2 separate regions of the Homo sapiens genome follow, and region 2 is linked to region 1. Evidence: chromatin loops called from intact Hi-C (ENCODE). Cell type or tissue: chondrocyte. All regions are shown on one strand. Each heading gives the region's core, and the rest is flanking DNA. Links, peaks and the distances in the headings are about the cores only. Region 1 overlaps LOC107986543 (a long non-coding RNA gene). Region 2 has its middle 160 kb from the start of MANEA.

Region 1 (4,407 bases), core at 315-4,314:
ATAGCATTGGGAGATATACCTAATGCTAGATGACAAGTTAGTGGGTGCAGCGCACCAGCATGGCACATGTATACATATGTAACTAACCTGCACAATGTGCACATGTACCCTGAAACTTAAAGTATAATAAAAAAAAAAAAAAGAAAAACAAAAAAGAAAAACAAAACAAAACAAAAAAAAAATAAAAAGCAAAATAGAAATGAACAAGAGGGAGTTCATGAAGAGAAGGGATATGGTCTAGGTTGCATAAAGTCTATCTAGTATAAAATAGTCTTATATGGGAGATTGCGGCCAAATTCCAGCTAGTACTAAAGAATGATTTCTCTTTTCTCTTTCTTCTGTTTATCTTTTTTGGGGTCTAGCAGAAGGCCCATTCATGGTGAGAAGTGGAGAATATAAGGATCATAATCTCTTTCACTGATTGTGACTTCCAGAGAATCCTTTGTTTCTTTAATTTATGAAACTCATCATACTTGCAATTATTTGGTTAATGTCATTATTTCCTGGCAGAAAGTAAATTTGGGAAAGCCAAAGTTCCATTTTTAGTTGCTTTTTTTAATTGCATATCTCCTAATGCTGGCCATTATGCATGACATAAAGAAGATAATAAATGTTGTGTAAGTGAATGAATGGATAGACGGATGACCAATAGTGTTTGTCTCTCACTTGATTTACTATAATATCCACCATTTCCTTTAGATACCAAGTTTCTATTGGTATGGCTCCCAGATTCATCCCCTAAAGTACTGATTTCGTTATGTCCCTTCATCGTCATTGATAGGATAGATACAGATTCAGCATGCTAGTCGAGATTTGTCACTCTTTGGCCTTAACCTTTCTTCACAACCCAATTTACTCCTACTAGCCTAGCCTTATCCAGTGCTTCCTCTAAACTTGTTTACTGTTTTTTCAATAAAACTACTCTCCAACCATTCCCTTCTTCTCACTGCTGTTCCTGCTATCGAGAATGCAGCCATTTGAAATCATCTTCATTTTTCAGAGTCTTACTCAACTGTTAAACTCAGTAAGAAATCTGCACTGATTTATTCCAATTTCAGTTTGCTTAATTTTTCTCAAAAAATTAGCATACCTTCACTTGTTTTATAATTTTCTATGTCTTTTGGATCTCATAAAATCCTGTTATGTGAACAAATAGAAATTGTGTTTCTCATTTATCTCTTCCCAGATTATAAGATTTGTAAAGCTGTTGTCTATAGTTCCTTTATTCTTATTTCCACTTTGAATTATTTTAGACCTGGGAAACACTCGAGAATGTAGTAACTGAAAGAATGAATTTAGTAAAGACTCCATTATCAAAAATGCCCCAGAGATCCTCCTGGTTCAAGAGTGATCCTCCCACCTCACTCTCCCAAGTAGCTGGGAATACAGGTGCAAACCCTCACACTTGGCTAATCTTTTAATTTTTTGTAGAGAAGAGGTCTTTCCATATTGCTTTGACTGGTCTAAAATCCCTGGCCTCAAGTAGTCCTACTTCAGCCTTTTCAGTTGCTAGTATTAGAAGCCTGAGCCTCACCCTCCTTTAAGCTGTGAGAATTTTTGTTAATATTTCAAGGAAGCTTTCCTACCTCCATGATAATTGTTTTCAAGGCCTCTTAGAGTCTTATCACATGTGACAGCTTTATGGTTAAATGCTCAGTGATAATCCTCTCCGCAAATTCTGGTGGTCTCTCTCTGTGTTTGACCCCTTCAATTCTGCCCTGTACACTTCAGCTACCTTAGCTTCCCTGATCTCTGATTGCTGAGTCACTAACTGAGCAAGAATGCCATCCTTATATGTGTTTCTTCTCCTTATTTTCTACTCAGCAATGTGCATCCAGGCAGAAAGCCGGCACAATTATACGTATATTTGCTACTTTCTTTATGGGCAAATATTCCACCTCAATCTATTGTCTAACATCTGAACACAGTTGCTTCATAAATGTTTTCCATTTATCTAGCTTTTTGGGGGTTTTTGTTGTTTTTGTTGTTGTTGTTTGTAGGAAGAATAATTTGGTACCAGTAATTCCATCATGCCCAGAAATGGAATTACTCAGATACAATTTTTATTCACACTTTACAGATGAGAAACCTGAGGCTCAGATAATTAAATAATTTGCCTCAAGTTACATAGATATTGAATGCAGAGCCTAAATTCAAACATTAATCTCTTTGACATGAAACCTATTATCAATCCATGGTACTGAGAGGTGACAATGTGCTGGCGGCCCTCGCTTGCTCTTGGCACCTTCTTGGACTTGGCGCCCACTCTGGCTGTGCTTGAGGAGCCCTTAACAGCCGGCCGCTGCACTGTGGGAGCCCCTCTCTGGGCTGGCCGAGGCCGGAGCCGGCTCCCTCAGCTTGTGGGGAGGTGTGGACAGAGAGGCGCGGGCGGGAACCAGGGCTGCGCACGGTGCTTGCGGGCCAGCGCCGAGTTCCGAGTGGGCGTGGGCTCAGCAGCGGGCACTCAGAGCAGCCATCCAACGCCCCCAGCCCTGGGCAGTGAGGAGCTTAGCACCCAGACCAGCAGCTGTGGAGGGTGCACTGGGTTCCCCAGCAGTGCCTGCCTGCCGGTACTGTGCTGGAATTCTCGTGGGGCCTCAGCTGCCTCCCTGTGGGGCTGGGCTCTGGACCTGCAGCCTGCCATACCTGAGACTCCTCCCCGACCCCATGGGCTCCTGCTCGGCCGGAGCCTCCCCGACTAGCGCCACCCCCTGCTCCACGGTGCCCGGTCCCATCGACGGCCCAAGGGCTGAGGAGTGTGGGCTCAGGGCACGGGACTGGTGGGCAGCTCCGCCTGGGCCATGGTGCAGGATCCACTAGGTGAAGCCAGCTGGGCTCCTGAGTCTAGTGGGGACTTGGAGAACTTTTATGTCTAGCTAAGGGATTGTAGATACACCACTCAGCACTCTGTGTCTGCCTCAAGGTTTGTAAATGCACCAATCAGCACTCTGTGTCTAGCTCAAGGTTTGTGAATGCACCAATCAGCACTCTGTATCTGGCTAATAAGGTGGGGACTTGGAGAACCTTTATGTCTAGCTAAGGGATTGTAAATACACCAGTCAGCACTCTGTGTCTAGCTCAAGGTTTATAAATACACCAATCAGCATGCTGTGTCTAGCTCAAGGTTTGTAAATGCACCAATCAGTGCTCTGTGTCTAGCTAATCTTAGTGGGGACTTGGAGAACTTTTGTGTCTAGCTCAGGGATTGTAAAGGCACCAATCAGCACCCTGTCAAAATGGACCAATCAGCTCTCTGTAAAACAGACCAATCAGCTCTCTGTAAAATGGGCCGATCAGGAGGGTGTGGGTGGGGACAGATAAGGGAATAAAAGCAGGCTGCAGGAGCCAGCAGTGGCAACTCACTGGGATCCCCTTCCGCAGTGTGGAAGCTTTGTTCTTTCGCTGTTTGTAATAAATCTTGCTGCTGCTCACTCTTTGGGTCCGCACTGCCTTTATGAGCTGTAACACTCACCACGAAGGTCTGCAGCTTCACTCCTGAGCTAGCCAGACCAAGAACCCATCAGAAGGAAGAAACTTCGAACACATCCGAACATCAGAAGGAACAAACTCGGGACGTGCCGCCTTTAAGAACTGTTAACACTCTCCTGGAGGGTCTGCGGCTTCCTTCTTTAACTCAGTGATACCAAGAACCCACCAATTCCGGACACAGTACTACACCTTTTCTCATGAACAAATAGGACTTTTCAGATTCACGGTCTATGGAACCTCAATATTAACTGTAGTAGCCGTGATAGTAGTAATAGCAATAGCAATAAGAAAATGGAAAATTTAATATGGCAATAATAATTTACAATTTACAAAGTAATTTTATGCATTTATCATTGAGTCTCATGAGCCTTCCAAATTTCCTCACTTTCTGCTTGTTCTTACTACTGCCCCACCTGTGCTCAGGAAAACTCTGTAACTTTTACTGTTTCCAAGAGAAGGTGCACACTCCCACATTAACGTGACACTTAGTTCCGCGACTGCTACGTGAGATGGGAGGGAGATCACTCTTTGGCAGAAAAGGAGATTCACTACTTGGCAGAAAAGTAGATTCCTGTATTTCTTAAGGGTAGAAATACTGTAGCTTAGATCAAAACAATCTGATTTTAGCGTACTTGATGGCTTCTGAAAGCTGACGTATAGCATGGTGGATTTTACAGACTTACAGAATTTTGTTTTAAAAGATGGTTTATTTGTGCTTTTCTCCTAGTTGGTTCAATAATCACATTATTGAATTTAAAAAAAAGCTGAAATAATATAAAATAGGAAAGTATCCAAGGCTTTGGTGATTTGAGATTATGCCCATAGAATCAAACGTTGAGCATTCTAGATCCAGAAATCTAGGGTAGAATTGTATTAACATGAAGCTGTAACGAATATGAAAATTACTGTTCCATTTTG
Region 2 (4,407 bases), core at 121-4,120, 71 kb after region 1:
AAAACTCAATGGTGTAAATCTTAAAGCTTTTCCTCTAGGATCAGGAACAAAGCAAGAATGTCTATTTGTGGCACTGCTATTCAACATAGTATTCAAAGTGCTAGCCAGAACAATTAGGTAAAATAAAGAAATATAAAGACCAAAATTGGAAAGTAAGAAAATTATCTATTTGCAGATGATATGGTCTTAGATGTAGAAAACCTTAACGATTCTACAACAACAACAAACTGTTAGAACTAACAAATGAATTCAGCAACATATCAGGATACAACATCAACACACAAAAATCAAATGCTTTTGTTTGCATTTGCCTTACATTTATTAGGCTGTCTAGCATCAAAAAAAAAAAAATAACAAGTGTTGGCTAGAATTTGGAGGGACTAGAACTCTTGTGCACTTTTGGTGGGAATGTAAAATGATACAGCCACTGCAAAAAAACAGTATGGTATCCTGACATGGAGCCTCAAATACATTATGCTAGGTGAAATAAGCCAGTCACAACAAGACAAATACTGTATAATTTCACATATATGAGTAGTTAAGATCACAGAGACAGAAAGTAGAATGGCCTTTGCCAAGGGCTGTGAGGATGAGGGAATAAAGGATTATTATGTAATGGGTATAGAGTTTTAGTTTTACAAGATGAAAGAGTTATGGAGATAGATAAATGTGATGGTTCCACAATATTATGAGTGTATTTAATACCATTGAACTGTACACTTAAAATGGTTAAGATGGTACACTTTATGTTATGTATATTTTACCACAATGTTTTAAAATGGGAATAAAAAAGTACTGTTTATGTCTGAAAGTTTTAGCACAATCAGAAGAATGCGTTTAATACCAAAAACAGACCCCAGGACATTATCTCTAAGCATCAGCCAGGCACATGCAGTGGAAAGTCATCTTATGACAATGAACATTCATACAAGAAATTTAACTGACCTCTTCCCTTAAATGTCTTCCTTCCTGTCACATCTCTACTTCTACTTACGAGTGAGTTATTATGGTTATTGAGGCAGGGTGGAAGAGATGAGAATAGAATGACCATACCAACCATCTCCACTGCAAACTGCAAGTTTACTTACTATGCGCAGTGACTGGAGAAAGGGAGAAATTTTGCCCTTACATCAGATTTGATGTTGTGATAGGTTGTATTGTCTTCCAACAACTTTTTTTTCCCACTCTGCCTTTATCTTCTCCCTCATTTCACTGTGGTAATAATTTTTCACCTCACTAATTCTGAATCTAGCCATGTCAGTTTCTGAGGCTGATGTAATAATAGTGAGTGTAATAAAATCAGGGGCTTTAAATTATATGTTTGCATGTTTGTTTCTATGTCTTGCACTTACGCTATTACCTTGAGAAGCAAATGTCCTGGGTACTAACTGACTGAAGAATGATAGAGACAAGTGAGAAAGACTTCAACTGAATCAAAGCCTCATATCCAGCTTAGACCAGCTGAGCCCAGGAGAATTCAGGAGAACTGTAGTTGCTCCACAGACTTGAGAGCAAGAAACAAATCTTTGCTGTGGAAGCAACAGAAATTTTTGATGTATTTTTAATGCACCAATAAATTGACTATTGCAAACATTTTTATTAGTGTGGAGAATTGCTTGTTTTAATGACTTGAGATATTAAAAATTTAATATATAGAATGGGAGAAAATATTCACAAACTATCCATCTGAAAAGGGATTAATAACCAGAATATATAATAATAATAAAAGAATATATAACGACCTCAAACAACTGTATAGGAAAAAAAATCTCATAATACAATTAAAAATGGGCAAAAGATCTGATTAGACTTATTTCAAAAGAATACATACAAATGGCAAACAGGCATATAAAAATGTGTTCAAAAATCTTTGATGATCAGAGAAATTTGAATCAAAACTACAATGAGACACCATTTCACTCCAGCTAAAACAAGTTTATCCATCAACGATAAATGCTGGCAAGGAAATGGAGAAAAGGAAACCCTTTATACTATATTAGTCCATTTTCACACTACTATAAAGAAATACCAGACACTGAGTAATTTATAAAGAAAAAAGGTTTAATTGACTCACAGTTCCAAATGGCTGGGGAGGCCTCTGGAAACTTACAATCATGGTGAAAGGCAAAGGGGAAGCAAGCTGGGACCTTCTCACATTGAGGCAGGAGAGGGAGCAGAATGAGGAGCGAAGGGGGAAGAGCCCCATATAAAACCATCAGATCTCATGACAACTGACTCACTATCATGGGAACAGCATGGGGGAAACCGCCCCCATGATCCAATCACCTCTCACCAGCTCTGTCCCTAGACACGTGGGGATAATCGGGATTACAATTCAAGATAAGATTTGGGTGGAGCCACTGAGCCAAACCATGTCATATACTGTTAGTGGGAATGGAAATTAGTACAACCACTATGGAGAACAGTTTGGAGATTTCTCAGAAAACTAAAAATAGAGCTCCCATGTGATCCAATCCCACTGCTAGATTATACCCAAAAGAAAGGGAATCAGTATATCTAAAGGATATCTGCACTCCCATGTATATTGCAGCACTATTCACAATAGCCAAGATTTGGAAACAACCTAAGTGTCCATCAACAGATAAATGGAGAAAGAAAATGTGGTACCTATACACAATACAGTATTAGCCAGCTATAAAAAAAGAATGAGATCCTGTCATTTGCAATAACATGGATGGAACTGGAGGTCATTATGTTAAGTGAAATAAGCCATGCATAGAAAGAGATAAGTTTCACATGTTCTTACTTATTTGTGAGAGCCAAAAATTAAAACAATTGAATTCATAGAGGCAAAGAATAAAATGATGGTTACCAGAGACTAGGAAGGGTAGTGGCACGGTGAGGTGGAGTGTACGGGGTGAGTGGGGATGCTTAATAGGTACAAAAATAGTTGCAAAGAATGAATAAGATATATTATTTGATAGCACAACAGGGTGACTATGGTCAATAGTAATTTAACTGTACATTTTAAGATAACTAAAAGGGTAGAATTGGGTTGTTTTTAACACAATACAAGGATAAATGGTTGAGGTGATGGATACCACATTTACCCTGATGTGGTTATTACACTTTATATGCCTGTATAAAAATATCTCATATACCCCATAAACATATACACCTACTATGTACCCACAAAAATTAAAAATAAAAAAAAATGACTAGAGAACTTTTAATTATCTAAAAGTGAGTTTTAAAACTATGAGGCCAGTTAAAGATAGATTATTATCAAAGGAAAGAGAAACTTTTTTAATGACTACATGTTAAAAGGACAAAGGGAAATAAGTCTCAAATAAGTATTGTATATTATTGGGTACCAAAAGTTCACTTGTCTACTTTTCTAATTTTTGAATAGTTTTTCTGGGTAATAAGCCATTTTTCTATTTAAAAGTACAAGCATAAACAATAAGTACAGGAAACAATGCTTGTTTTCAAACCCTTTGCAACATAAACCAATAATTAATAGGCACAAAAATAGAATATACTTTTTTCAAATTTACAAATGCCTAGAACTAACTCTGAACAAGGACACAACCTGAATTAGATTCACTTGTGTGAAAAAATGCATTTTCAAGTTTACTATAATACTTTCTAATGCTGAGTATGAAGAAAATAATGAAAACATCTTTTTGAATCATAATTCAATTGAACTTGGCCCACATATGTTGCAGGCTCTTACATCCACTTATTATAAAGAATTTATGAAGGTCATGGTCCAAGACAACATACACTAGAATGTTCTTTAGGTGTATAACAGTATATAAAGCAAACATTTTTATTACAGACATTAGCTGCTGGGGTTATGGTGGTATGCTGGTACATTATGCTAAATTAATACATCTGCTCATATAATCTATCCAGCAGCAACCTCTCTTTTAAATAACAGAGAGCAAAAATTTTCTATAAATAGTTTTCTTCACATCAGTCTGAGACCAGGCCTATTTCATACAAGATAATAAGGTGATGTTAATCTTTTGATTTTTTTTCTCTCTCTAGCAGATTACATCCTATTTTAAATTAGACACAAACAAAATCTTACAGGAAACATAATTAGATGTGAAATTGCTTTAAAGCATCTTTGTCTCTGGAGGAAGCTTTTCACCCTCTGTGATGTGCTGGGATGTATCTAATCTAATGATCAGCTGCCACCAAGTAATTGAATATCCTAGAGCTTGAACTGCTAGGGAGCCTATGCATTTTACTCCTCTTATTTTTTTCCTCTAAATAGATAAAGGGGTAAAATGGACCTACATGACACTAAATTGCTACTTTTAGTGAGGAGTTGCTTAAATTTTTAGTGTTCATCCTCAAGGTTGAAATTTTTTAGCATACGAGAGGTAATACTTGAAAATAAGTTACTTATCAAAATGAATATATAGGGTTTTAAAG

The links. Hi-C counts contacts between places; a loop is a spot of excess contacts. Peaks named below come from ENCODE experiments on the same cell type or tissue, not always from the same donor. Only the 100,000 strongest peaks of a DNase experiment are listed, where the experiment ranks them.
Region 2: a loop joins it to region 1, with 5 times the contacts of the local background. A loop is called at or near these places in 1 of 110 quality-filtered maps.

What each region holds. Positions count from the first base shown.
Region 1 is chr6:95,667,667-95,672,073 of GRCh38, forward strand. All of the region lies in intron 2 of LOC107986543 (a long non-coding RNA gene), which reads left to right. Among named protein-coding and RNA genes, the nearest start is that of MANEA, 92 kb to the left of the region's middle. In chondrocyte, for the core only: no CTCF peak of the experiment used is centred there; a DNase peak (open chromatin) is centred at 2,605.
Region 2 is chr6:95,738,945-95,743,351 of GRCh38, forward strand. No RefSeq gene overlaps it. Among named protein-coding and RNA genes, the nearest start is that of MANEA, 160 kb to the left of the region's middle. In chondrocyte, for the core only: no CTCF peak of the experiment used is centred there; no DNase peak of the experiment used is centred there.